Regions from separate parts of the Mus musculus genome. Here regions 1, 2, 3 and 5 are each linked to region 4. A link is a loop called in an ENCODE intact Hi-C map of the cell type or tissue named here. Cell type or tissue: heart. All regions are shown on one strand.

What was found. Hi-C counts contacts between places; a loop is a spot of excess contacts. Peaks named below come from ENCODE experiments on the same cell type or tissue, not always from the same donor. Only the 100,000 strongest peaks of a DNase experiment are listed, where the experiment ranks them.
Region 1: it touches region 4 in a loop (5-fold over the local background); 3 of 42 quality-filtered maps call a loop at or near these places.
Region 2: a loop joins it to region 4, with 2.0 times the contacts of the local background. A loop is called at or near these places in 6 of 42 quality-filtered maps.
Region 3: it touches region 4 in a loop (5-fold over the local background); 5 of 42 quality-filtered maps call a loop at or near these places.
Region 5: it touches region 4 in a loop (4-fold over the local background); 3 of 42 quality-filtered maps call a loop at or near these places.

The regions. Positions count from the first base shown.
Region 1 is chr1:160,210,943-160,215,942 of GRCm38, forward strand. It overlaps Cacybp (calcyclin binding protein), which reads right to left and starts at 1,950. Exons shown (of 6, transcript NM_009786.2): 1 at 1,705-1,950. The coding sequence starts at 1,725. In heart, a CTCF peak has its summit at 2,370 (motif pointing left); a DNase peak (open chromatin) is centred at 2,009; H3K4me3 peaks cover 3,267 bases; H3K27ac peaks cover 2,944 bases.
Region 2 is chr1:160,964,487-160,969,486 of GRCm38, forward strand. It overlaps Rc3h1 (RING CCCH (C3H) domains 1), which reads left to right. Exons shown (of 20, transcript NM_001024952.2): 18 at 464-634; 19 at 1,187-1,302; 20 at 3,161-5,000. The coding sequence ends at 3,311. Among named protein-coding and RNA genes, the nearest start is that of Serpinc1, 12 kb to the right of the region's middle. In heart, no CTCF peak of the experiment used is centred here; no DNase peak of the experiment used is centred here.
Region 3 is chr1:160,789,941-160,794,940 of GRCm38, forward strand. It overlaps Rabgap1l (RAB GTPase activating protein 1-like), which reads right to left and starts at 2,998. Exons shown (of 21, transcript NM_013862.5): 1 at 2,796-2,998. It overlaps Gm37083 (a long non-coding RNA gene), which reads left to right and starts at 1,955. Exons shown (of 3, transcript XR_003948752.1): 1 at 1,955-2,373. In heart, CTCF peaks have their summits at 190 and 906 (motif pointing left); a DNase peak (open chromatin) is centred at 3,021; H3K4me3 peaks cover 2,488 bases; H3K27ac peaks cover 2,403 bases.
Region 4 is chr1:161,033,099-161,038,098 of GRCm38, forward strand. Zbtb37 (zinc finger and BTB domain containing 37) reads right to left here and starts at 1,751. Exons shown (of 5, transcript NM_001356489.1): 1 at 1,680-1,751; 2 at 990-1,186. It overlaps Gas5 (growth arrest specific 5), which reads left to right and starts at 1,503. Exons shown (of 11, transcript NR_166052.1): 1 at 1,503-1,621; 2 at 2,654-2,706; 3 at 2,885-2,916; 4 at 3,110-3,146; 5 at 3,451-3,481; 6 at 3,722-3,754; 7 at 4,190-4,217; 8 at 4,407-4,449; 9 at 4,897-4,939. It overlaps Snord47 (small nucleolar RNA, C/D box 47), which reads left to right and starts at 4,994; the gene lies at 4,994-5,000. LOC115487643 (a small nucleolar RNA gene) reads left to right here and starts at 2,296; the gene lies at 2,296-2,375. It also overlaps LOC115487678, LOC115487638, LOC115487644, LOC115487677, LOC115487645 and a transcript of Dars2 not described here. In heart, no CTCF peak of the experiment used is centred here; a DNase peak (open chromatin) is centred at 1,893; H3K4me3 peaks cover 4,699 bases; H3K27ac peaks cover 3,981 bases.
Region 5 is chr1:161,128,912-161,133,911 of GRCm38, forward strand. Klhl20 (kelch-like 20) reads right to left here and starts at 2,568. Exons shown (of 12, transcript NM_001039482.1): 1 at 2,452-2,568; 2 at 1,478-1,541. The coding sequence starts at 1,485. In heart, a CTCF peak has its summit at 2,516; a DNase peak (open chromatin) is centred at 2,590; H3K4me3 peaks cover 2,069 bases; H3K27ac peaks cover 1,397 bases; H3K27me3 peaks cover 151 bases.

The DNA of each region.
Region 1 (5,000 bases), 820 kb before region 4:
TGTTTTCTATACATAAACATTTATCTCCCTTTGAATCTGTTTCCCAGTTGTTAAATAGGGGCTCGGTCTGGCCTGGTGGCACATGCCTTTAGTTCTGCCACTCTGGAGGCAAGTGTATCTCAAAGACCAAGTGAGGGGTACTCAGTGAGACCTACTCCCACCCAACTGCTCAAAATGGAAGAACCCAACTCTCCTCCACAAAGACATGGAATTGGACACCAGGTACACACACAAATAGATGCACACAGCTATGAAGATGCATAGCCAATGCATGAGGTGGTACTACACCCTCATGTGGATGTTAGCATATGAACAAAAACCACCCAATAAAATAACAAATGTTAGTGAATGTGTGGAGAAATGGCACCTTTTGTGCAATTCTTGTGGAAACGGTAGCTTCCTAAGACTTTCCCTATTATTTGGCAATTACACGGACTAAAAACATGCCCACAAAACAAAACTTGTTTACAAGAAATCACAATCGGCAAGATGGAGAAACAGAAGAGTAGGAATTCCATCTGTACAATGGGACAGTATTCAACCACCCAAAGGAATGCCATACTGATACCACGACTGAACTAGAAAATCCTAAGGCTCCAGCCTAAGTAGATGGAGCACCTACAATGGATTTCTATTTAAGGAAACGAAAATAGTCTGCAACTAGGTAACACTGATGGTTGTACGACAGAAAAAGTTGAATTTCACATCTTAATATGATTGAATAAGGTGAATTTTAATCTCAGAAGAAAAACATGCCCCTATATGCATAGCTCCAAGTCTAAAGTCCCTTCTCTTTTGGAGACAATTAATGCTGCACAACTGTTAAGCCACCCTCTCCACTCTCCCAGTGAGCACGTGGTGCCTGCCTATCTTGTCGCAAGATACCCAGATGAATACTTTAACTTCCTAATTTTTATGTGTTTAAAGCCCATGATTTCTAAGTGAGGGAGAAGTTTCCGAAAAGCAAATCTTAACAGCCAATGTTTCTGTGAAAACAATATGTCAATCACATAAAACCTGTATTGGCCAAAACCCGGCAATTCAATTACTCTTGCTATGGAGACCTCGAGGATCCAAAAAGTCAAGTCATTCACATTCATTTTTTACAAATCTAAAAACACACGCCAGGCAATTTCCTAGTCGTACCTACTGCTCAATTCCCAGTAACTTTTTAAAAATTGCTTTTATACATAAAGACTGGGGGTATACCGGAACGGTAGAGAGCTTGCCTAGCGTGTGTAAGGCCTGCAGGTCCGCCACTGGCACTGCTAAATAAAAACTGAAACCATAAGCACTGTCCAGGGCGTTTAGAAATAATACAGAGAATGTATGTATAACCACCTATAAAATGAAAGCGGTGACCATGACTAGTCATGCGGGCATGGGAATTCCTTCCCATGGCCCCCGGCCCGGAGCTCAGAGCTTTGCAGGAAGGTTTCTGATCCCTGGCCAGGAACCGGGAGCCGAGAAGACCTCAGGCAATGGAGAGAGGGGACCGCCACCCGCGAGCCTACCACGAACCGCGCCAAAAATTGGGATCCAGACACACCCCCGACCTTCCAGCCGCGGCCGGGACACTCAGGCCCAGGCAGGCGGCGGCGTAGAGGCCGCGGGCCCGCGACGGGGGCAGAGCCGAGGACATCAGCCCCGGGAAAGCAGCCGCCGCCCGGCGGCGCGAGCCGGTGGGTCCAGGCCGACCCCTACCTCTTCCAAAACGGAAGCCATGCCGTCGCGCGTCAGACCCGAGGCCGGAGCTGCAGCGGTGCACCGAAGCAGACAGGAAAAGCCGAACACGCCACCCACGAGCGTCGCAGCGCCGGCAGCGAGCTCCACAGACCCGGCGCGACACGGCGGCCCGCCCTCCGCACGAGACGGCTCTGGAACCTTCGCAAGGCTCCACCGGAGCCTCCCAAGGCCCCGCCCCTCCGAGTCTAGTCCCGCCCCCAGGCTGGTTGCCTAGCAACGCTCAATTCTCGCGAGCGATCGAATGCTCAGGAGGCGTCCAGCCACTTCCTTCCGCCCCAGCGATTGAGACGTCGTTCCGCGCCGGCAGAACCGGGCTGCGCAGTCGCAGCTCGCAACCGCGGCCAGACCTAGCCCCGGAACTAACCTTCAAAGGTTTGGGGACCCGATAGGAAGTGTCTCGAGAAGGGCTGCTTCCGCTGGTGCGATGCGGAGTTGCCAGGCCGCCATCTTGTCTTCGGCAGCTCTGAGGTATCGGGAAAGAACAAAGGAGCGCCCCCAAAGAAGCACAACTACCATCAAAAAAGGACGGATTTGTTAAGGGAGGAAGGCTCCTAAGTAGAACAATGGCTTTAAGTGGGCCTTGGGTTTCTGGAGGCGTCCTGCGTCTAGCACCGTTGACGTGGCGCCATCTCGTGGGACTGTAGGAAGGTTGCACGGGCTTCCTGACTGGCTCTGGGCGCCGTGGTGGAAAGCGGCACGGTTTCAAGTGGCCGAACGCTCCATTCTCCCTTGCCTATATGAGCTCTTGATACGAAGTTTTCCACTGCCTTCGCTCTTTACTAGCGGTTTATTTTGTATTTTCAGCAGGGTTTGGATTGAGTGAATTTCCACGTAAAATGTGGAGGAATTCTTAGGACTTTGGGTTGCAGCAGCCCGGATTAGTAAACCCCCAGCGTAAAACCGTTTTTCAAATTATCTTAATTATGACAGCATAGAGACGTCCATAACACCCAGTAAACCGAGACAGAAAACAAACAGTACCCATTGGGAGGTAGAGCAATCTGCTGTCAGCTTACAGATGCTTAGGGGAGTTACTAGCATCAGCAAGTCAAGGAAAATGCTGCTACACTACACTTTATATTAATGTAACATTAAGGCATGCAACCTGTACGAACTTCTCACACAAACTTGCACAAAATGACAAGTTAGACAGGGATGTATGTCGTGTATAGTTGCAACTTAAATAAAAGTCTCAAACCACCAGTCCCATGGCCTATAGTGATAAAAATAAAAACAATCCTTTTCTGGAGTGGACAATGACAGAAAGGTGCCACCCTTTGAAGTTTATGAAAAGGTGAAATAAAAAGGAGGAGGACATGGCTACTTCTAAAGTATGGAGAAGATTTTTTTTATTATTTTTAATTTTTTTTTGTAGCTATAAGGAAGACAGGCAGAGGGAAGGGTCCAGGTCGAACATGACTGTTAGACTAAATACAACATAAGAGCAAGAGGGGCCTTGAACCTGTAAGAGTCCATGAATGGTCTAAGAATCATACCCTAGGCTCAAACAGTATGTAAACGCACAGAGTGTTTTATTCTGCAGAAGTCCAGCGGTGCTGGAGTCTCCCATTACCAGAAATAAAGAGTCAACCAAGTGAGCTTGAAGGCCTGATTTAATGCATGTTAGGAGATTCCATTTATTCCCTAGGGGATGACCTCTAACCCCATTTCTATCGACATTCCATTACTCGGGCATGGAGACTAAAAACTGTTGCTGAAGAAGTCTGGAAACTGGTGCCGACCCATTGTCCTTGCCTCAGGCCAGGTGGTGAGGCAGCTTCTGCGGACTGGCCTTACCCAGTCAAACGGTCAATTTAAAGCCTGTCATGGAGTCAGCCTAACCTTCTCAGACCAAGAGAGGCTGACTCAAACAAGAGACCTAAGTAGCAAAAATGGTTGAGTTATATAGGGACTGGTTTTGGCACAAGACACCCCAAGTCCAAATTCTCAACACAAAGATTTATTTCCTCTAGTGGGACAAGCAACAGATAGAGGCCTAGGAGAAGCAGAAAGGAGCAAGGTAGAGAGTGAAGGGCTATTTGTCCTAGAGGGACAAAGGACTGTCTCTGATTAAGAGAGGAGTCCAGGTTGGGAGAGAACAAAGGAGCATCCCCAAAGAAGCACAATTACAATAAAAAAAAAAAAAGAACAGATTTGTTAAGGGAGGAACACTGGCTTTTAAGTGGGTATTGGGTTTCTGGAGACATCCTGCTTTTAGCACCTTTGACTTGGCACCATCTCCTGGGACTGTTAGAAAGGTATCAACTGGCCCTTAGGCAGTTTATAAAAGTCAAATGCCCTGTTAGGATGAGGTGTTTCATTTTAATTGGTCATGTTTATTAGGGTGGGAAAGGGGGGCTTTTTGTTGCTGGATTTAAATACTTTGATAGCTGGACCTTGATAGCCTCAGGAAATGTTCAAAAATGGAACAGACCTTGGTGGCTGACTTTAAAAATGTGATCTAAAGGTTTTCAGTGGGCAGAGGGTATAGGGGAAAAGAGCAAGGCCTGCCAGAGCCACGTGTGCCATGCTCATGCTGGCTAGAGTCCCTTCAGGGATCAAACTGGAAGAAGGGAAACAGAAGCCCAGACTCCAGGAAAGGGAGAGGTTTAGGGTAGAGGGTTGGGTGAGGAGTGCTGGGAGGACTCACAGACACTGAGACCTAGATTTCTTAGAAACCTAACAGTATTATTATTTGATTTGGGTATAGGTTACAGTGGTATGAGCTGTAAGTATAACATTTGTGTGGTTTGGTAGTTTATACCTAAGGCCTACGAGGGAGCTTTTCAAGGTGACAAGTGTTACTATTGTGGAGATCCCATCAGAGATGACTACTCTGATGCAGTTTATAGCCAATTGAAAGTCTTTAGTCCAGCTGGGCCTACACTTGGGTATTTAGGATCCTAGTGTAGCACTGCGTGTTTGTAGTAAGGGAGGCAAAAACCATGTCGTGGTAGCTCAGAAGTTGCAAGGGGAAGTTTTGTGCAAGCTAGCATTTTAACAAAAGCTAAGTGGTGTTAGCTGGAAGGGAAGGTTTACACAAGCAGCTGGTTTACCAGAAGCTAAGAAAAGTTAGTTGGGGCATTTTGACCTTGGATTTCTAGAACAGTGTTGGGTAATCTATGGGATTTTCCATCAAGATAATCAAATTCTAATTAAACCTAAATTGACCTCAGCAAGAATGCAAGATGGAGGAACCTTTATACTATGTTGCCTTGTCATGTTACTAGTGGGCTAATGGAAATATACAAAGA
Region 2 (5,000 bases), 69 kb before region 4:
TAATTGATTTCTCTTTGAAATAGGAAAAAAGATTAAATTATTTTTGGTGCTGGAAATATGTCTTACCATTCTTGCAGAGGATACAAGTTTGGTTCCTGTCTTACAACTGCCTATAACTCAAGCTCCTGGGGATCCAGCTCTCCTTCTGGCAGCCATAGGCATCTGCATTTCTGTTTAATGTGTACATCGCAACATTCACACACGCCATCTCTGTCTCTGTCTCTGTCTCTCTCTCTCGAAAATAAAACACATCTTTTAAAACTCACTCTCCCTTAAAAATAAAATACATCTTTTAAAATTAAAACCATGTTTCTCAAGTGCTATTAAGACAAAATGTGTTTATAGTTGGGTTATTTTTACTGCAAACTTGTGGCTAGTTTAGTGGTAAAATACTTTGGGTAAAGTGTTTTCTATGTGGCATGAGGTGCGCTGAATTATGTGTGTGCTTGGCTTTGTGCACTAGGCTGTTAGTAACCGGCTGGTGTTACAGAGGGAGGTGAACACCCTGGCAAGCCAGCCACAGCCCCCTCAGCTGCCTCCAAAATGGCCTGGAATGATCTCAAGTGAGCAGCTCAGCTTGGAACTGCATCAGGTGGAAAGAGAAATTGGGAAGAGGACCCGGGAATTGAGTATGGTGAGTGCTGAAGGTGGGGAAGGTGGAATGAACTCTGTGACTCTAGAGCTGATTCCAGGTACCTTGAGGAATAAGTAATATTTAGGGTGATTCTAATAAAGATGAGTTGTCATCTGGTGGTATTATTATTTTAGGTTTGTCCTTTGTCAAAGACTTTGGGGAAAACAAGGGAATTAATTAGAAATTTTAAAGTTTCTGTTTAATGTACTCATTAGGGAAGCAGATGGGATGGTTGCTCTTTTGGACTCTGTAATATTAAGATATGTTTACACAATAAAATGTTACTTTTCATGGTCTTTTATAGAAGAGATATATAGTCTGTACACTGTTCTCTGTACTGCTTTTTCATGCTAGTTTGCAGCATTTTCAAAAGGTAGTGAGAAAAGGTGGGTTGTACTGTATACTTTAGTGTATACTCTCTCATCTACCTGTTTTTTATTGTTAATTCTTAGTGAAGTAGGAATGACTTTTTGTTTTTTTAATCCGTGTTGTGTGAATTTGGTCTAACCCATTACACCACAGATTACGGACTTTATTTCCTCTTCTTTTAAGGAGAACCAGTGTTCTGTAGACATGAAAAGCAAACTGGGTACAAGCAAGCAAGCAGAAAATGGCCAGCCCGAGCCCCAAAACAAGATCCGCACTGAGGACCTTACATTGACATTCAGGTAAAGAAAGGAACAGGAACACTTCTATAGACTTTAACCAGAGAGAGAGATAACTATCATCCTACCGTACACAAAGTATGAATGTTTTGATTCTTAAAAGATCTATTTTTTAAAAAAATAAGAAAATATGAATATATTCATTGGGTTTTTTTCAAGACAGGATTTCTCTATTCAGCCCTGGCTATCTTGGAACTCGCTCTGTAGACCTGGCTGGCCTTTAATTCAAGGCATATATCACCACTGCTCAGCAGGAGAAAAGAATATATTTTTACTAAATCTAGAATTAAAATTTTACTTTAGGAGTTAGAGTAGGATATAGCTACGGGCACTGGAGAGGCTGAGGTAGGAAAAGAGGAATTTGAGGTTAGTCTGGGCTACAAAGTGAGACTATCAAAACACGTGTATACACAAAACTTAGCACTTTACTGGGGCTCAGTACATTTTCTGATTACATTTTCTTCTCATTGCTTTAAGTGTGGTCTTATGCTTTTGACTTATAAAACATAATATATAGCTCATTTAATCATTTTTTAAAAATGATTAAAAGCCAACCTACTGCCCATTTTATTGCTACTGTTTTTGTTTCATTTTCATGCTGACTATTGAGCTCAGACCCTCACAAATTAGCACATATTTTTTACCACTAAGCTGTATTCCAGGGTTATGTTCCCCCCTTTCAGTTATGTACAAAACACTTAAATTTGCTAGTGTTGTAGGGTTAGATTAGGGTTTGTTGGTCGTTTGAGACAGGGTGGGATTAGGCCATCCACAGTCAACGTTTTTATTTGATCTCTCCCATAATACAGTATTTAATTCATTTGTATATCCTTATTTATTCTCTTTGGCATATTTGAAGATTTGAATCCTTAGTCCTGTGTTGATCTCTTGATTACCTAGAACAAGAATTTATAATATAACCTGACATGGTGGTACATGCCTTTATTCATAGCACTTACTGTTTGAGTTTGAGGTTAGCCTGGTCTATGTTGTGAGTTTCAGGATAGCCAGGACTATGTAGAAATATCCTATCTCAAAAATTAAAAAAATCAAACAGAAAAGAATTCTAATTGTCCTGTTGCTGTCTTCTTGGGTTTTGGCTTGTTTGTTTGTTTGTTTGTTTGTTTTTTGAGACAGGGTTTCTCTGAGTAGCCCTGGTTGTCCTAGAACTCACTCTGTAGACCAGGCTGGCCTCGAACTCAGAAATTCGCCTGCCTCTGCCTCCCAAGTGCTGGGATCAAAGGTGTGCGCCACCATGCCCAGTGACTATTTTGAATCTATACGCTTGCCTAGGTTCAAAATAAAGTTGGTAAATAGGAGGTTGGCACTTTTTCTTAAATTCCAGCCAGCAAATATTTTAAGCTACGGGTCTTTTGGGATGTTAGGGGCTGTAGGGGGGAGGAGTCTCACTACCTGTCCCTTCCTCCCAAGTGCTTGTCTCTACCATGCCTGTTTGTTTTAACTCTTAGTTCAGTTTTCTAATATGTATATGCAGGTTGTGTTCTGCTATAACCTATACGTATAGAGTAGGAAGCTTGTCAGTTTTAGTTTATCATCTATGCTACAGTGTGGATGAGGAGTTAGAATCAATATTTGGAAGCTATTTATGTAGTTATTTTTATTTTGGCTGTTTGAGACAGTCTCATTGTGTAGCTAGCCTTGGTTGGCCTGGAACCAATCTAACCTAAAACTGATAAAGACCAGCTGCTTCTGCCTTCTGCTTGAACTAAAGGCATGTGCTCTACTCCAGCCTCATGTTTTTCTACAGTGCTAAATAATAAGCCCTATTGATTGGATTTTATTTAGAGTAATTGCTTTTCTCTTTCTATAAATTCCAACTATTTTTTCATGTAATTTACAGTGATGTACCAAATGGATCAGCCTTGACACAAGAGAATCTCAGCCTCCTATCAAACAAGACCAGCTCTTTGAATCTGTCAGAAGACTCTGAGGGAGGAGGAGATAACAATGATTCCCAGAGATCAGGAGTTGTTTCCAATTCTGCTCCCTAGAATATGGGCACCTGCTTCTACCTTCTGCTCCTAATCAGTTCATGGGGCATAGGGATAGAAAAATGGATAACTTCTAAACTTTTTCTCTGAGTGGTCAGTGAAGTCCAGGAAAAGCACCGGAGGCAATGTGCACAAACACCACTACTAAACAAACCTGCACATAGTTCACATTGATGCATTTTTTTAATTTTAAGAAAAAAAAATTAGCAGTATCTGCAAGCAATTCAGATTAAATTTGTTTTTGTTCTGTGAATGAACTTTATTTTAATAACTTTGGACGCCTTGGATCCGGGGCTTTAAAAAAAAAGAAGATATTATATATACACTCTGTTTGATTAATTGTATGATCTTAATGAAGTAGGTTTTTCTTGTATTTTGGTATTATTACATACCCAGTGTATAATTCCTTTTCCCCAGTCCTTTCCAACTCTCACAACCCTGTAAACTAAAATAGACAAAAATGCACCGTTTCCAAGAATTCTGTGGTAATAGATTGGGTTATTAGAAACTGTGCAGCAAACTAATTTTATTAGAGCTATTCTTTAACCCCAGCCCTGTTTCTGGATCACTAGCTCTGTGGATAGATACTTGTTTTTTACAACATTAAAAGTTTATTTGAGTGGATATGGTTTTAGTTTCAACTTTTCAGAGATGTCAACATGCAGTTGATTGTTTGAGCCACATTTTGGTGTCAAGCATTCCTTGCATTATCTCCTTAAAATCTGAAAGCCTATTTAGTGTTTACAATGTTTAGTTAGATTTAAATGAAGATTATTTTATTTTAAGAATGAACTCTGAATTGGATATAATGGCTCATTCCTGTAATCCCTGGCCTCAAGATGTTGAGGCAGGAAAAAACAGAATAAGAAGAAAAGAAATGAACTTCAGCTTGTTAATAGTGAAAATAGGCATTTCCTGTTCTCCTATGTGGAGCTCATGTTGGAAAATTCGAGCTGTGTTTACAAATTAAACTTGTCTTGAAACCCTAGAATAGAAAAACCAGGACAGTGAACCATACTCTAAAGCTGGGAGCCGGCTCAGCAGAAGAGCACCGGCTGCTCTCCCGGGTTCTTGGCAGCACCTGCAGGGTGTCTCCCAGTTCCACTTTCAGGGACATGACACCCTTTTCTGGCCCTTGTGGACACCAGACACAATGAAGAAAATTTTTTAATTAAAATAAAACTTAACACTCGATAGGAGCTTCAGTAAACAAGGACATATTATTTCAATGGAATTTTTGTTTTCCTTTCAAAAGCGTTAAAGATTTGGCAGATAGAAACTGACTGAGTCTTCAGGGTAGTTCATGCTTTGGTCACTTGTCAGTAATCAGAATTACTAGAATAACTATAAATAACTTGAAGTGAGTTTTTATAGACCTGGCTTTCTGACATTAAAAATGTTTATGAAAAAGTTGAAGAGTGAGGAAGAATTTTTATTTAGTTCTGCTGCACATATTCTAATGCTAACCACTGTTTGCTTAATTTACTAAGCCCCTCTAAAATGAGTTCAGCAAGGCAATGTTTCGTAGAATCACTCCATCCCTCTGATTGCCTGACGTCAGTTTCCCTTTCTAGATGATGCTACAAAACAAGAAAGCACTGGTTATGTAATAAGTTACTGCATTGCTTTGGTTGGGTAAAAGCAAACGTTTATATTTTTCTTATTTCTATTTCCTGAACCCTTAACTCT
Region 3 (5,000 bases), 240 kb before region 4:
CTCCTGAAGCCCTCATCTCCATACAACTTAAAGAATGGTGGCTGGGGGCTGGAGAGTTCGCTCAACAGTTAAGAGCACATGTTGCTCTTACAAAGGTCCAGGCACCCACATGGCAGTTCACAACCATCTTTAACTCCAGATACAGAGGATGTGATGCCGTCTTCTGACCTCCAGGGGCACCAAGAACACACACATGGTACACATGCATGCAGGCAAGGCACATAAACAATAAATAAATAATAATAAATTATCAAGAATTTTTAAAAAGAAAATGGTAGGCTGAAACAGACTCCCAGTTCTATACCGCCAGTGCAAGAACTTTATACACCTAACTGTTCCTTCCTTCAGAGTCAGTATGCAAATCTGTTAATCTCTCCCATATAATATTTGTACTTGGAACTACAGAATTTCCACTTTTCACTACTCCCCCAGACCTAAGACTTTCAGCCTCACTGCAGTATCTGAGAGTTCAAATAAATATACAGCAATTAAACCATGTCAAGTTTCAGGCAAAGCAAAGTTTTTCAAAAGTCACAAATTCAGAACTAATGAGCTGACAGAAATGAAAACTCTTGTTTCACTTGCTTAATAATACTTTGTAAGTCAATGACAAATATAGTTGGGCTTGGTTCATGTCCATAATCCTAATATGTATTTAGAAGGCTGAGGCAGAAGGCCTGCTATAAGTTTAAGGTCAGTGTGGGCTATATAGTAAGTTCAGGTCAGTCAGAGCTACCATATAAGACTCTGTCTCAAAAAATAAGTAAATAAGGCAAAGACAGCTCAGTGGTTTAAGAGCACTAGATGTTCCTTCAGAGGACCTGGTTTTAATTCTAGGACATACATGGCTGCTAACAACTGTCTGTAACTCCAGTTCCAGGGTATCTGATGCCCTCTTCTGGTCTCCTCTGGCACCAGGCACAGAGGGGGTGCACAGACTTGTGTGGAGATAAAACACATAAAATCAAATAAATCTTTAAAAAATAAATAAATACCCCAACAAAAATAATACAACTTTTCAAATATTTTTTAGAACACCCTAATGATATAAATCATGAGGGAATGATCAAACAAGCAAAAATTCTCAGAACAACACAAACATAATATACAGAACTTCCCATCCAATGTTTTAAAAAGAAGGAAAGAAAGAAAACTGCCATAGGTCTACAGCCATACCTTTTGCACTTGTTTGTATATTTGCTATTTTCCTCAATAATATTGGAGCTTCCTACCTTATTTGCAGCTTCCCAGAGCACAAATTAAGCTTTCCAACATGCTCACAGATAAGCCCTGAACAATCACATCTATTTCTCCCCAGGTGGTTTAGTATATTAAGAGTACATCTTGAACTAATTTAATATGGTCATCAATCTAACTCAAAGTCTTAGCTAGCTTCCCAAGAAGTACATTTTGTAGTAACATATACTATATTAAATTCATCTAGCCTTTCTCCTTTCAACCTCAGTGTCAGTTTCATATAGAGAACACAACTAAGACAATGAATCACAGGCCAATTTCCCTTTCCAGGCAGCTTGTAAACTAGTATTTTCCACGAATAGAATCCACTTCCAATTTGACTACAAACTTCATGTCTGTACCTCCTGATCACGATTACTGGACATTCTACAGAAGTGCAGCGGCTGCCAAATGTAAACACTACTACAAGAAAAGTCTTAAGGTTTTCAGGAAATTGTGTTCTCTGAATTGTGACAGTCAACTATCTACCTCTTCTCATACACAAGAAAATTTAGATGCATTAAAATCATCTAAACTGTCCATTGGAAAAAAAAATGCATGCTTTGACATCTGTTTCCAAACAGCACTAAGCAGGTCAAGCAAGCCCTTACCATTAAAGGTTAGCGGTTCATTTAATTTGCATACCATCGGTTCTGAAAAAACGATCGCCTAAATTCGAGTCTTTTTCTGATATAACCAACTCTGAGAAGTCCAAAAAGAATATATAAGCACCTGAACGAAACTGTCTTGAGACCACAAATGAACTTCTCAGTTCAGCCTTCCTTGCTCCTGGCCACCTCCCCAATGGCCAGTGGCCCCTTTCCACATGCTGACGCACTGCCCAGCCCTGCACCGTTGGCGATCCGAGCAAAGTACCAGCTCGGTCTCAGAAACTTTGACTCAGTTATCAGGACACGGAGGACAACATGCGCGTGGGTGTGGATGAGTGTCTGTCGGGGCCCACGCGGTCAACTTTGAAGCGGGGCATTCCTGGCAGGTAGAGATCTGCCCAAAAAACAGCCTATCCCAGACAGCAAAACCACAAGCATCGCCAGCAGGAACGGAGCAAAGTGCGCGGGGCGGAGGAAAGGGAAGAGCGAGGGAAGGACACGGGATCCAACCGACGCTTTCAAGTGGGTAAGAAAATAAACCTGTCCACACGCCCCCCCGGACTCGGGGTTGCTGGGACTGCGAGCCCAGCAGCAGCCACATCCCGGCCACCGCCGGCGGGGGCGGCGGCAATGTCAGGAGGGCACACTTGGAGGCGGCGGCCGCCCAAGCCACCACCCGGCCCCAGGTGAGGGGCGCCAACCCCGCCTCCCGCCCGGCCGCCCCACCGCGACGAGCCAGCCACACGGAGAACCCGGGTGTCCCGGAGGCGGCCGACGGTGCTGAGCCCGCCGGATGCCTTCCGCCCCGCTCCAGCATCCCGGTCCCGGGCCGGGCCTCGCACCCCGACCCTCTCTGAACCAGCCGGGTCCACCTCAAAACCCCCCGGAGCGCGGCTCCCAGCCGTCAGGCCGCCCTCGAGCCCCCCTCGAAGGCCGCTTTCACCTCACCTCACGTCTCCGCGGCCGTGCCGGAACAACAACTCTGTCAGACGCCCGAGTCCCACCCGCCGCCCAGAGCTCTGCGGCCGGGCCCGTCCCGTTCACTCCGCCGCGGCCGAAGCCCAGGGAGGGCGGAGGGAACGGGGCGGAGGGAGCGGGCTGGGGAGGGGAGAGGACCGCACGGCAGGAAGAGGCGAGGGAGGGGGCGGACTGAGGAGGAGGCGGTCGGCGGGAGCGCGCGCGCCCGGCCCCTCGGCGCGGCGTGCGCGCTCCCGAGGGCGGAGGTGCCTTCTCTGCCTAAGTCGGCGGCGCGCGCGCGCGTCCACAGGCTCGCTTGACTCGGCTTGGCCCCCCCAACCCTGAAAGCGCGGAGTACAAACCTGAGCAGAGGGCAGAGGGCGAGCTAGGAGAGCGGAGGCACGCGAGGACCTCCTCCAGCACGCGTGCTGGTGCCTGGCAATCATCCCCAGCACTGACTGAGTTCTAAGTCCCTTTTGGGGAGATTCTTTCTTAACAAACCTGTTTTACATATTTCCATTCCGTGAGGCCAGTAAGTCACCTCGGAGGACTAACTTTTCCACCGGGACTCTTTGTCCTTTGAAGGTGCTTGGAGGCATCCCCCTTCATTGATTCTTCCAGACTCAGACTACATAGGAAAGCGCTAACCCAACGGTAAAGGCATCCCGGGTCTCACCTTTTAGCCTTTCAGAGAGTAGATTTTGGAGGACAGATAAACTAAAGTATTTACTTTCTGCCACAAATATTGTACTAATTTTTGAACTGTGAATTTTTTCCTTTCTAGATCAAGCAGCCAGAAAAGACCTGTACATTCCTTGAATCTCATAAGAACTTTTTTTCTCAGGTTTATGGCACAAATATGTGTACCCTTAATCTGTGAAATATTTTAGAGATTCTAGAGGGACCTGTTCACCCATTTCTGTGCCTTTCATGATGAATCCTACCTGGCTTATAGAAAGTATCCGTTCAGTAAATATTACTGTTTGAATTGAATGTGTCCAGAGATTGGACCTCTAGAGTAGCTTCTTGAGTTGAAAGTTCTCTTTTCTTATAACACTTCAATTGGTCTGTCATTATTGTCCACCCAGATCCAAAAGCTACCCTGTAACATTTGTCAAAGGACCTTCAAACCCAAGTTTCTTTTCTCCTTTTTCTTAATGTTAATGCCTACAGATGCTGTGTCATAGCAAAAGTGTTCCAACTCATTCGGGTTTCCCCTCCGTGTTAGGTCCTTCCCAGAAGGTATTTTTGTTAAGCTCTGTACCCTGAGTAGACCTCCTAACCAGAACCTGACTCAATGCTTTAAGTTTGATACCTAATAAAGTTAGGATCTAATTAACACAAATCATCTGTTGACTTCCACGTTTGCAGAGTCTCATTGTAAATATACGAGAAGTAGATACTGAGCCAGGCTCTATGAGAAAATCAGCACACGAAAAGGCCATACATAGCATTTGCCTTCAGGTATCTTCTAAACAAAGCGAAGTTATTTGACAAAGGGGACAATGAAGGCTAGGACTTAGCTCACTTTCTCCTGTTTACCAGGAGGCCAGGCCTAAGAAGGGTGTGACTTCACGTGAAAGCCGGACTTCTCACTTCAGTTAACCTAATCTAGATCACCCCTCACAGGCACGCCTGGACGCTTGTCTCCCAGATAATCCTATATCCTGTCAAACTGACAATATTAAACACTGAACACAGCCAGGCACATCTTGTGTGTGGAGGAGAATGAAAAGGAGTTTTTCCTCACACTAGCTGCTGAGATGGGTGGGTTTAGTTAACGAAGCCACCACCTCTACAGTGAAGGAAGCTGACCCGAAGGCGAAGCTGACACATTATGAAAGAGTTCAAAATAAGCCAGAAGTCATCCTCTAGATTTAGTCATTTCCCTGAGTCAAGATGTTTTCTTAGTTACTTAGGATTTTTAAAATGAATTTAGATTTTTATTATTTGCAGTCAAGTCTGAATTTTTCAATACATATTATGGAAGGAAGAATCATATGACTCTCCCACAGATATTGTTTTAATGACATGAATAGATTCTGTACTTGATAAAATTTTAGAAGGTCCTCATAGGGATTTGTCTACTACCCAGAACCCTTCCCAGACTGGGTTATTTATGTAATGTCTGAGAACTCATCACTGCACTTAAAAAATTAGTTTAAATTCTGTGCTTTATTTAAATCAGCTTGCCCT
Region 4 (5,000 bases):
GAGCCTGGTACAAGGTATTTTAGATTTCACTGTAAAATGTAATTAACACACAAAAAAGTGACTGCTACACTGCGAAAAATTCAAGCTATGCCCATACTTTATTAGTAGACTATATAAAATAAAGACAGGAGTTCACTAAGAAGGGGCATCAAACACATACAGATTGGGTATAAAGTCTAATATCCTACATGAATGGTCGCTATTATCACTACTTTTCCCCATGAGACAGTGTCCCTCTATATAGCTCTGGATGCCCTATAACTTGCTCAGTAGACCAGACTAGCCTGGAACTTAGCGATCTACCTCCAGGAATGCTAGAATTAAGCCACCCACCAGATATTTGTTTTTGACAGGGTCTATGAAGCCCAGGCTATTCCTGGAACTCACTATGTAGACCATCTGGTTTCTAACTCAAAAAGAGCTGACTGCTTCTGCTGAGATTAAAGAATGCTCGTGTTAGAGGTGTTTGACTACCATGCCCGATTAGGCCCATATTTTTAAGCTTACCAGTTTGAGCTCCCACTTTTTGAATATGGGACTCTGAGGTGACTCTGAGAAACATTCCACAGCCCTGTCAGCATTCAATTCACATGCAGAGAATTTGTGGCCTAGTTGCCAGAGTTAGCAAAAACTAAGTAATACTTTTTCTCCCCAACAAACTTGAAACTTGGGTATTCCAAAGTGGTGATGCTACTTTGACTGGGAAAGTTGGTTTCCCACAGCTGCTGACAAAAATAAAGCCTGAAATTTCACACCACAAAGACTGCAATTGCATCAAATAGTCTTAATTAGTTGAGGGTAGTTCCAGTATACCACAAGGATTTAGGCTCACCGTGCATCCAATGTTTCTCTAAATTTATGAGACTACACAGCACACCAGGAAGTAGTCCGGACAAGCTCACTTTATCACCTCGCATTTACAATACACTTATTGAGTAAACAGGTAAGTGCAAACACGGCTTTCAAGACGCAACTTTAACCAATCTGACCTTTTTCCAAAGCGTTATTGTTTGTTTTGAAACTTTTAATCCATTAAGTGCCTCTGTCGATGCCATCACGAATTCAGATGTTTATTTTGGAGCCTACACCAGCGCCTTTTTTGTTTGCTCTTTCCAGCGATTCCCCAGTGAGGAGGAAGCCCCTGGAGTAAAGTCTTTCTCTAGCGTCGGCACTGAAGGGGCGAGAGCTGTAAAAGGGAGAATCGGGAACGCTGGGGTTGGCCAGTCGGGTACTGGGGAGGCCTCTATCAGTGTCAAGAAGCATGGGAAAAGGGGGACCTGGCTAAGCGAGGAGGTGGCACAGATGCCGGGAAGCTCGACAGGAGCAGAGCCCCGCGGCAAGGGAGTTGCGGGCGCACAGGTGAGGCGCGGGACCGGGAAGGGGGCGGCGCCCCGGGATCGGTCTAGGGCGGCGGAGGTTGCCGGGGCGGGGGTGTGTCTGGGTGTGGCCCCGGCGCGCGCGCGGGGTCCTGAGGGAGGGGCTCGCCAAGGGGGCGGGCCCGCGAGCTCGACAGCCCGGAGCCAAAGGGGCGGAAGGTCGCCGAGTGCTGGGAGGGGAGGTGGGGCAGCGACTGAGCGCCGCAGGAGCTGGCTGCAACCCAGACGCGGCCCGGGAGCGTCGGGTATGAGCTAACGGGGCGGGGGTGCGGGGAACGAGCCCAGTCAAGGAGCAGCACCTACCTCCGGGGGTGGAAATGGGCCGGAATGGGCCGGAACACCGTCCCGGAAGTGAAACCCCCCGCCCCCTCCTCCGGAGCGAGCGACGTGCCGGAAGGAAATCAGTCACCCTCACCCCGCCCCACCCCCAGCGCTTTCCTTGCAGGAGCCCCCTCCCCTCAGCCTGTACTCCTCAGGGAGGCGGAGGGCGGGCCTATCGTGCCCGCGGCAACTCCGCCCTCCGGGCTCTCGGGGGCGTGGCCAGAGGGAAAGTTTTGTGGGCCTGAAGAAGGTGGGGCTTGAGGAGGAGTCTGAGGGCGTGTGAGGGGCGGGGTTTAAGTGGACGCAGCAAGCAGCTTTGCGTCTTGACGTCACGAAGACCTTATATACTCGACTCAGCCGCCATCTCAGCCTTTCGGAGCTGTGCGGCATTCTGAGCAGGTATGCAATTTCCTGAGTATGTTATGGCTTCGGGCCTTGGAGGCTGAAGCACTGGAAGCTGGTGGGATTCCCGGCGCAGCCGGTGAGCTTAGTTCAGGGCACAAGCTGGAAACTTTAGGAGGTTGGTTCTGCGTGTATTTGTGACATAAAATAGCATTGGGTTTTGGTCTGGACACCAGACAAAGACGACTCAGCATGCGTGTTCATGCTATGATGAAGGCTATGTTGGTAGGGACAACTGAGCTTGTTGATGAATACCAACGATTCTGATGGCAGAGCATGCTGAGTCACCTCGTGCACGGTTCAACGGGGGTGGAATGCGAAGCCACGCGGTGTTTCTTTCGCGATCACCATGGGATGAAGGCTTTTGCTAGAGATTGCCAGCAGGCCTTAGTCACTAACAAAGAGGACGATTGCTCTTGGGAAGTACCTGGATTAGAGACTTATATGTAACTGCTGGATATGTGCAACTCAACAGTGCCTATGTGGACGGAGTTCTTTGTAAGACAGGTCCATTTTGTGGAAGTAGAACTACTAAAGATTAACATTTTTCTTAGGAATGGCAGTGTGGACCTCTGTGATGGGACATCTTGTGGGATCTCACAGCCAGGTAACTCAGTGGGGGAGGGGCATGACTAGAACATAATGACCACAAAGCCCATGATGGTATGAGAGTAGTGGACAGAAGGGATTTCTGAAAAACACTTTTCTGAGGCTTTAATTCAGCTACTGGAAAGGGTTTAGTTCCGTGAAGAAGGGGACTGACTGTTCACATCTCTTATTTCCAGTTCTGTGGCAAAGGAGGATGAAGGCTTACGAGGTGAGTACTGAATAGTAATGAGAAGTTAGGTTGAAAGGACAGTGCCACAATGATGACATCATATTTGCTACTCTTGACAGCTGGGGTGACGATAGCTTTAAACCACCATGATTATAACTGAGGCACACAAAATAATGATTTGGGGGCTACTTACAGAGTAAGCAGTTTTTACATAAAGATTCCCCCCCCCCAGGACTCGTCAGGAAGCTGGATAACAGAGCGAGCGCAATGTAAGCAATTTTGTGTGTGCATGTGGTCCCATTACAAGGAATACCCAATGGCAAATGAGCACTAAAGATCCCTCAACCCACACATTGAATGTATTGTTCCCTGAGAGCAATTGTAGATAGAGGAGTGGGTGGGAAGTCTGAAGTCAGGGCATTGTTTCTGCGTATCTGAGGAGGCTGGTTTTTGATATGTGGGAGCTAGTGGTCGTTAACGCATTTACCCCCTATTTGGTGGACTCTGGTTCCCCCATCTTAAGTGCTGAGTCAGGGGCCTAACCGGGCAGCTTTAACTATTTGTTTGTTGTAGGTGCTAGAATAGAAGACCAGAAAATGAAATGGTAAGTCAAACTAAAGGAATTGTAGATGCTAAACAGGCTTGGCTTTGTTGCACTCTGCCAAATACTGGCCACGTGTTCCATCCTGGTCATAGCTGAACACAGCCTGCATGATGACGAACAAATACTGACTACCTGAAGATCTTATTAGCTCTATCTGATGGTGGGCTTCCTTGACATTTATTGTGGGGCAAACTCAAATCTGTTGACTGCATTGAAAAGCTCTTTAATGTTTTTTTCTAGGTGGAGTTTGAGGCTGGATAGACAGTTTGAAAGGTAAGTATTGAAAAACACTTGAATTTGGGTCAGTACAAAGGGACATGCAGAGACTTTGAATCATCAAAACTCCAGCATGCATTGTCTTACGGATGTTTAGATAGGTGTGTTTTGGACAACACTCTGGGTTCTTGTAATGATGTTGATCAAATGTCTGAGCTGAAAATAACTTGTAGACAATTTTTAACACTGAAGAACCTTGTGGCAGGCAACTAAGAATAGTCGAATGATGTTTAGCATATTTGTAAGAGGTATTTTCTTTTAATTCTAGTTAACTGGTTGCATGCTTGTTCATTTGGCTGGCTTGCTTGGGTAAGAAGCCATTGGGGGCCTTGAATTCCCTCCAGTCATTTGCAGTATTTACTGCATAACATTTAGCTTTTGAACATGCATGTGCTACCATCAGTACTAAATGGTGCCTTAAATTTTTTTCAGGTACAAATAATGGTTTGAATAAAGAAAGGTAAGCATTGTAAGTTTGGTATTTACTATATGAATTAAGGTACTGTTAGTGATGATCAATAAAGTTAAACAGATGGGAATCTCTCTGAATAAGATTGAAGATTGATTGTTAAGCTGAAACAGTATTTAAGGACATCAGTAAATATACTTTACAAATACATATTTCTAAACGGAGTGTAATTTCTTACAGGTATTAATGGGTCACCTCAAGTGAAGGCACTGCAAACACAATGGTAAGTCTTTGAAATGTGCATGTATTAGTTACTTTCAACCCCTTCCAAACAAGCCGATACCATGATGATAACATAGTTCAGCAGACTTAACTCTGATGAACAATCATGTCTTTCGCTCCTATCTGATGTATCTGGCTGTAATGTTTTAAAGAGTTTTCCTTGAATAGTATTAGGAAATACAAGATAAGAGTCCCAAGTGATGAGGCCAAAGCCTGATGCTAAGGTGGCATGTGCTGTGCCACTGACTTAACCCAGTAGGACAATTTTATTGTGAAAAATACATAAGTTCCCTAGGGTATGACGATTGAAACTATAAATCTCAGGCCTCTTGGCAAGAGAATTGATGTGAGCCCATGGAGACTAGTGAAGACAACTGAACACTGAGAGAATAGTGTGAAATAAAATGAAGATAAGTAACTGCACTAATTATTTTTAATTTTCAAACAGATTGGTCATTCTGAATTTCCGGTCCTTCATTCTGAATTTCAAAGTAAGTCTGTCACTTGTTTTTGTACAGATTGTAATATAGCTTGTAACCAGTGATGTGATGA
Region 5 (5,000 bases), 96 kb after region 4:
TCTGCCTTTTTGCATAGTAGTTTTTTGTTACCCATAATCATTAAGTGTGAAATTTTGTGAGCTTACTATAAATGTAATACCCTGTACAATAGAGAGGTCAAACTATATTATACAAAACTTTTTTAAAAATAAAATTTAATTTAAAAATATTAAGTTATTATTTTAGCAATTACATAAGATTTATTTACATTTATGGCGACCGAGGATGAGACAAAAACTGGTGGTTTTTATAATCATGCTAGAAAAAGAAGTGGTGAAGCACTTAATATATGTGTGGTTAGTTTCTTCTAGTATGTTAAAATCTAATATTTTCTTACTATAGGGTCATGAGTACTTCCTAATGCTGTATCATGGGCACACACAGCAGCAAAGTGAACAGGACAAGAGAAAGCACAACAGTTCAAAGCCACTTGATGTATCAATAACAAATCTGAAAAGGACATCGATTCTCACTCTTTACTTGAACTTCATCTTGAGATCTTGCTGCCGCTGCCTGTAAGGTGCTGGGATTTACAGGTTTGCAAGGCCACGTCCAGCCTTCCTCCTAGTCCTAAGTCCTGTCCTTATTATGATGGGATGCCTCTTTTCTATGAGGGTCTCTGTGTTGTTTATCTTTGATGTTAAGTGACATGTGACAAAATAAGTTTGTAACCATAATACAAGTCTAAACAATGAATAAATACAACTGACTTGTTTCAATAAAGATTCTAGTACAATTTCTTAAGACAGATTGAGAAAAGGCATTAGTAAATTCTGGAGGAAGGCAGACTGGCACTACATACTTTTCTATTTTTCTACATCTATTTTAGTCTTTAAGCTTTACTGTAATGCAGCTATTTTAGTAAGCATATTGATGAACCCCAGTAAAATAATCAAACCATAACTGGGAATGCAGTACAGCATCTTACAAATACTACTTTTCCTTGGCAACAGACTCCTCTATATTGTACAGGGTATTACATTTATAGTAAGCTCACAAAATTTCACACTTAATGATTATGGATAACAAAAAACTACTATGCAAAAAGGCAGATTTAAATATTAAGAACCAGAAAATCCAAACTCTTTAGAAATCTAACTCCTACATATAAAATATAAAGCTGTAGTAGGGTATGGTGGTGCACACCTTTTAATTCAGCACTTGGGAGATACTGGCAGGTGGATCTCGGATTTTGAGGGCAGTTTGGTCTACATAGCACGTTCCAAGACAGCTAGGACTGCATAATAGTTCTTGTTTCAAAGCAAACAAACGAGCAAAGAAACCCAAAAATCCCTAGACAACACAAAACAACACAACCAAATAAACGAAGTTGCTATTTTCTGACATTACTAGTTTCGATTTACTTGAAACAAGAACGATTAATTCCAAGCAGGATTTGTTAAGGTTTGTGAATAAATAATCGTAAACGATGCACTGTTAGTAGAAGCTTAATTTCAATCACTGAAATCAATGTTTCATATTCTTAAAAAGGCTTACCTGCGCATTGGCTTTCCTTCCCTGCACCATGAAAAGTATCCTTCACCGTGTTCTAAAGCCGTACCTTCAACAAGAGAGAAGTAGTAGCTTACTAAAAACTGTTCGAGTTCTCCAGCAACTTGTATAATCACTTCACTCATTTCGTCTGTAATCAGGAATCTTACATCCTAATGTAATCTTTGCGTAGATGCGCAATCATAATGTAATGCCTTTAAGAGGACTATCACTAACTAAAGATGCTAAGGTGACAGATTATATGTGAATGTGAGGGTGACTGGGAAAGCAGTCAGGATCAAAATAGTCATGATCGCTAGTTGGTGTTTTCTGCTCAAGAAGCACCTGGGGAGTTTTTTGATTTTTTAACTTCACCATCAAGTATATTTGCAGAGTAATCACTTGATACCAGCAGCAGTACTAATTTAGTGACTCGGATAGGAAAAGCATTGTTTTAGCACTGAATCCGAAGGTTGTTAACTTATTCTGAAGTGACAAGCAGGCCGGAGGCGGTTGCCTTTAAAAACAACTCCACTTCCGACCAGCCCAGCCCGGGCAGCTTGAACAAGGGCAGGGAAAGTAGTTCTAGACTACAACTCTCCCAAGCTCTCGTCTTAGTCGCCGAAATATTGTTCACCGCCAGGATCTTGCTGGCTTCCAGAGAGAAAATGGGAGGCAGAGTGCTCGCTCCCTTAGAATTCCAAGTGAAGCTGTCCAGGATGCGGAGTCCTGCGTCCCCAGCAAGCATTGCACAGCCTTGCCCTGGCTTCAAGACACCTCGGGCAGCCAGCAGCAGCGCAGCCTGGAGCCCTGAAAGGCCCGACCGAGGAACCCTACCGTCCCTTAGAGGCACGACTGACAGGCAGCCTAGAAAGCACTGCCCTGACCCCGCCGGGCAGTTCGGCAAGTTGAGCTCATAGATCTGCAAAGCGAGACCTAGGGCTCTGTTCTCCATCCCGTGCTCTAGAGCTCTGACTTACTGGCTTTGACACTTTTCTCTCTGCGGCACCCTCTCTGCCTTCTCCGCCCTCTCTGCCTCCACCTCTGGAGCCGCTAGCGCAGGCAGGATGCGGCTCCTGCAGCGATTTCCTTTCCCTGCACCCGCCCAGATCCAGAAACAGGAAGCGGTCCGATGGCTAAATCCTTCCCACGGAACTGCACGTGTTCGGGCAAGTAGTTCCGTCATGGCTCCGGAAGTAGCTGTGCCTTTCGCTGAGCGTTTCCCAGGACTGGTACCATTAGTCGATCTGACTTTTACAATATACTTAGAGAGCAACCAAATAAAATATGTATGAGGTGAGGGTTTCATTTTTGAGTATATAACTAAAAGTCTGTTGCTGATGTATTGAAAACTATACAAGGCTATTATTAACCAAAATTTCTTTAGCTGAACTTTATTTGACATCTATAGACTCTGTGCAGTTGTTTTTGATAGGAAATATACCTCATATTAATAAACTTGTAGTGGGAATGATTGGTCTTTAAATTCAACTTCTAATTCTAGTTCTATGATACACTTTGTCATTTGGCCAAGTTTTTTCTTCATATGTACCAGTGATATATAAGTAAATAATATATGTACTAGTAACAGCTATGGATACCCCATTTATTATCAAATACTTAGCATATAACATTGTGTATTAGTTTATCAGTTCTAGTATCTCTCTTATTGAAGGATTTATTACCATTTTTCCAAATGGTGGTAGCATTATGTTTCAGATAGTGCCATTCCAGTCGGTACCAAAGCGTTATGTAACTTACAAAAGGGTAAGGGTATCTACGGAGCATAGCCTGTAAGGGTTAGAGCCACAACTTGATGCCGTGTACAATGGTTCTAGATTCTGGCCACAATTATATTATATCTTCCTCCAGAAAGGTTCAAGGATTCTCGTTGGTCCATATTATTGGTACTTTCAACTTTAATTTTTTGCCAATCTGATGGGTATAAAATAGTTTAGATGTACATTTTTCTGATCCATTGAAATGGCATCTTATATGTGCACCTCTCAGGTTTCTTTTGTGTAGATTGTCTAAAAGTCATCTTCAAAGTGACTCAGATTCTTCCAAAATATGAGTCATGATTTTAATTCTTTATAGCTATACAGTTCTATAGCAAGGGAGTTATAAAAACATTAAGGAATGCTAGTAACTAAAATGGGCTTTTAAGCCAGGGTGAAAGTAATATTTCCTATTCTTAACCCATTGATTCCTTCTTAACCTACTACCCACTGTAAGCTGGCTTGTGCTTCAACTACTCTGTTTCTTTTTAAAGGGGAGGAGTTCAGTGTGAATCAGCTCTTCATATTTATGCCAATTAACAAAGTATACATAAAAATAAACATATGAAAAAACTGGCATTTCCAATTATTATAGAACTCCTACAATCCCATAGGCGTCCTCTTAGGGATCCTAAATTTCTAGTTGAAAATATACTTAGAACTGGTTTTATAATGTGTGAGTCTGGGGCAATAAACAATACTCTGGGGGCCAATGAGCTTAACTTTTAGACATTTGATGAGAAATAGTGTCCTATTTGTCATGTTTAAAGGACATAGAATCCAAGGCTTAGTTGTAAACAAGACCCATGAGACTCTTGGTTTTGTCAAATCTTCATTTCTGAGGAAATAGACATTATAAAATTAAAACACAAGTTGTGTGGTTGCTTAATTACAATATCAGTATATCTGAAAGTGATGTACAGGATTTGCATTAAGAAAATATGTAGCAGGGAATCCATATCTGGTCTCAGTGATCAGGGAAAATATGGTTGGCAGCACTTAAGATATTCCTTGGTGTTCTTTGTCCCCAGTAATTGGTACCTTATGCATGTAGCCATCTCCTTTTTTGCCATTGTGATTATTATAATGTATTAAAAGGATGGGGTGTGGTTCTTCAACATGATGTTGTTTGGACGTTCCAGTCACCAGAATGAGATCAACAAACTTCTTTTCTTTATAAAGTATATAGTCGTAGCTATTTTGTTATCACAACACATAGGTTTCTATGATGGAGAAACAGAAGATCTTTGTCCTGGTGCTAACTTCATGATCTCAAGCAAATGCTTTATTCTAACTTCAGTTTTCTTACCTATATGTTGATATTTCACTCCTTGCAACTTTCTGAGTCAAGAGTTATTTGTAGAGGTGGGGGAAGATAACTCAATTTTTAAAATGTTCGTCTTGTATGTGTGGAGCCCTGGTTTCAATCCCCAGCAAACTCCTGTCGGAAGTTCTGAGGTTGTGTTGTGTAACAGAACTTTTCCTGGGAAGATGTAACACACATTATCTAATTACCCTAGATAGGGAACTCATAACAGACCATAGTATGGGTACCACCCAAAGTCCAACTTGGTGAACCAATGAATTTTATTGGGATTACTTTCAGGAATATGGGTAAAGGTTACTCACAGGAGCAGAAATGACAGCTGCACCACCAAAATCTACACCATTGTGTAGTGCATGAGTGACAGCTCACAAATTTGGGAACCTAGAACACACTGCACAACCTGTTTGGAGAGTATCCTTTCCTA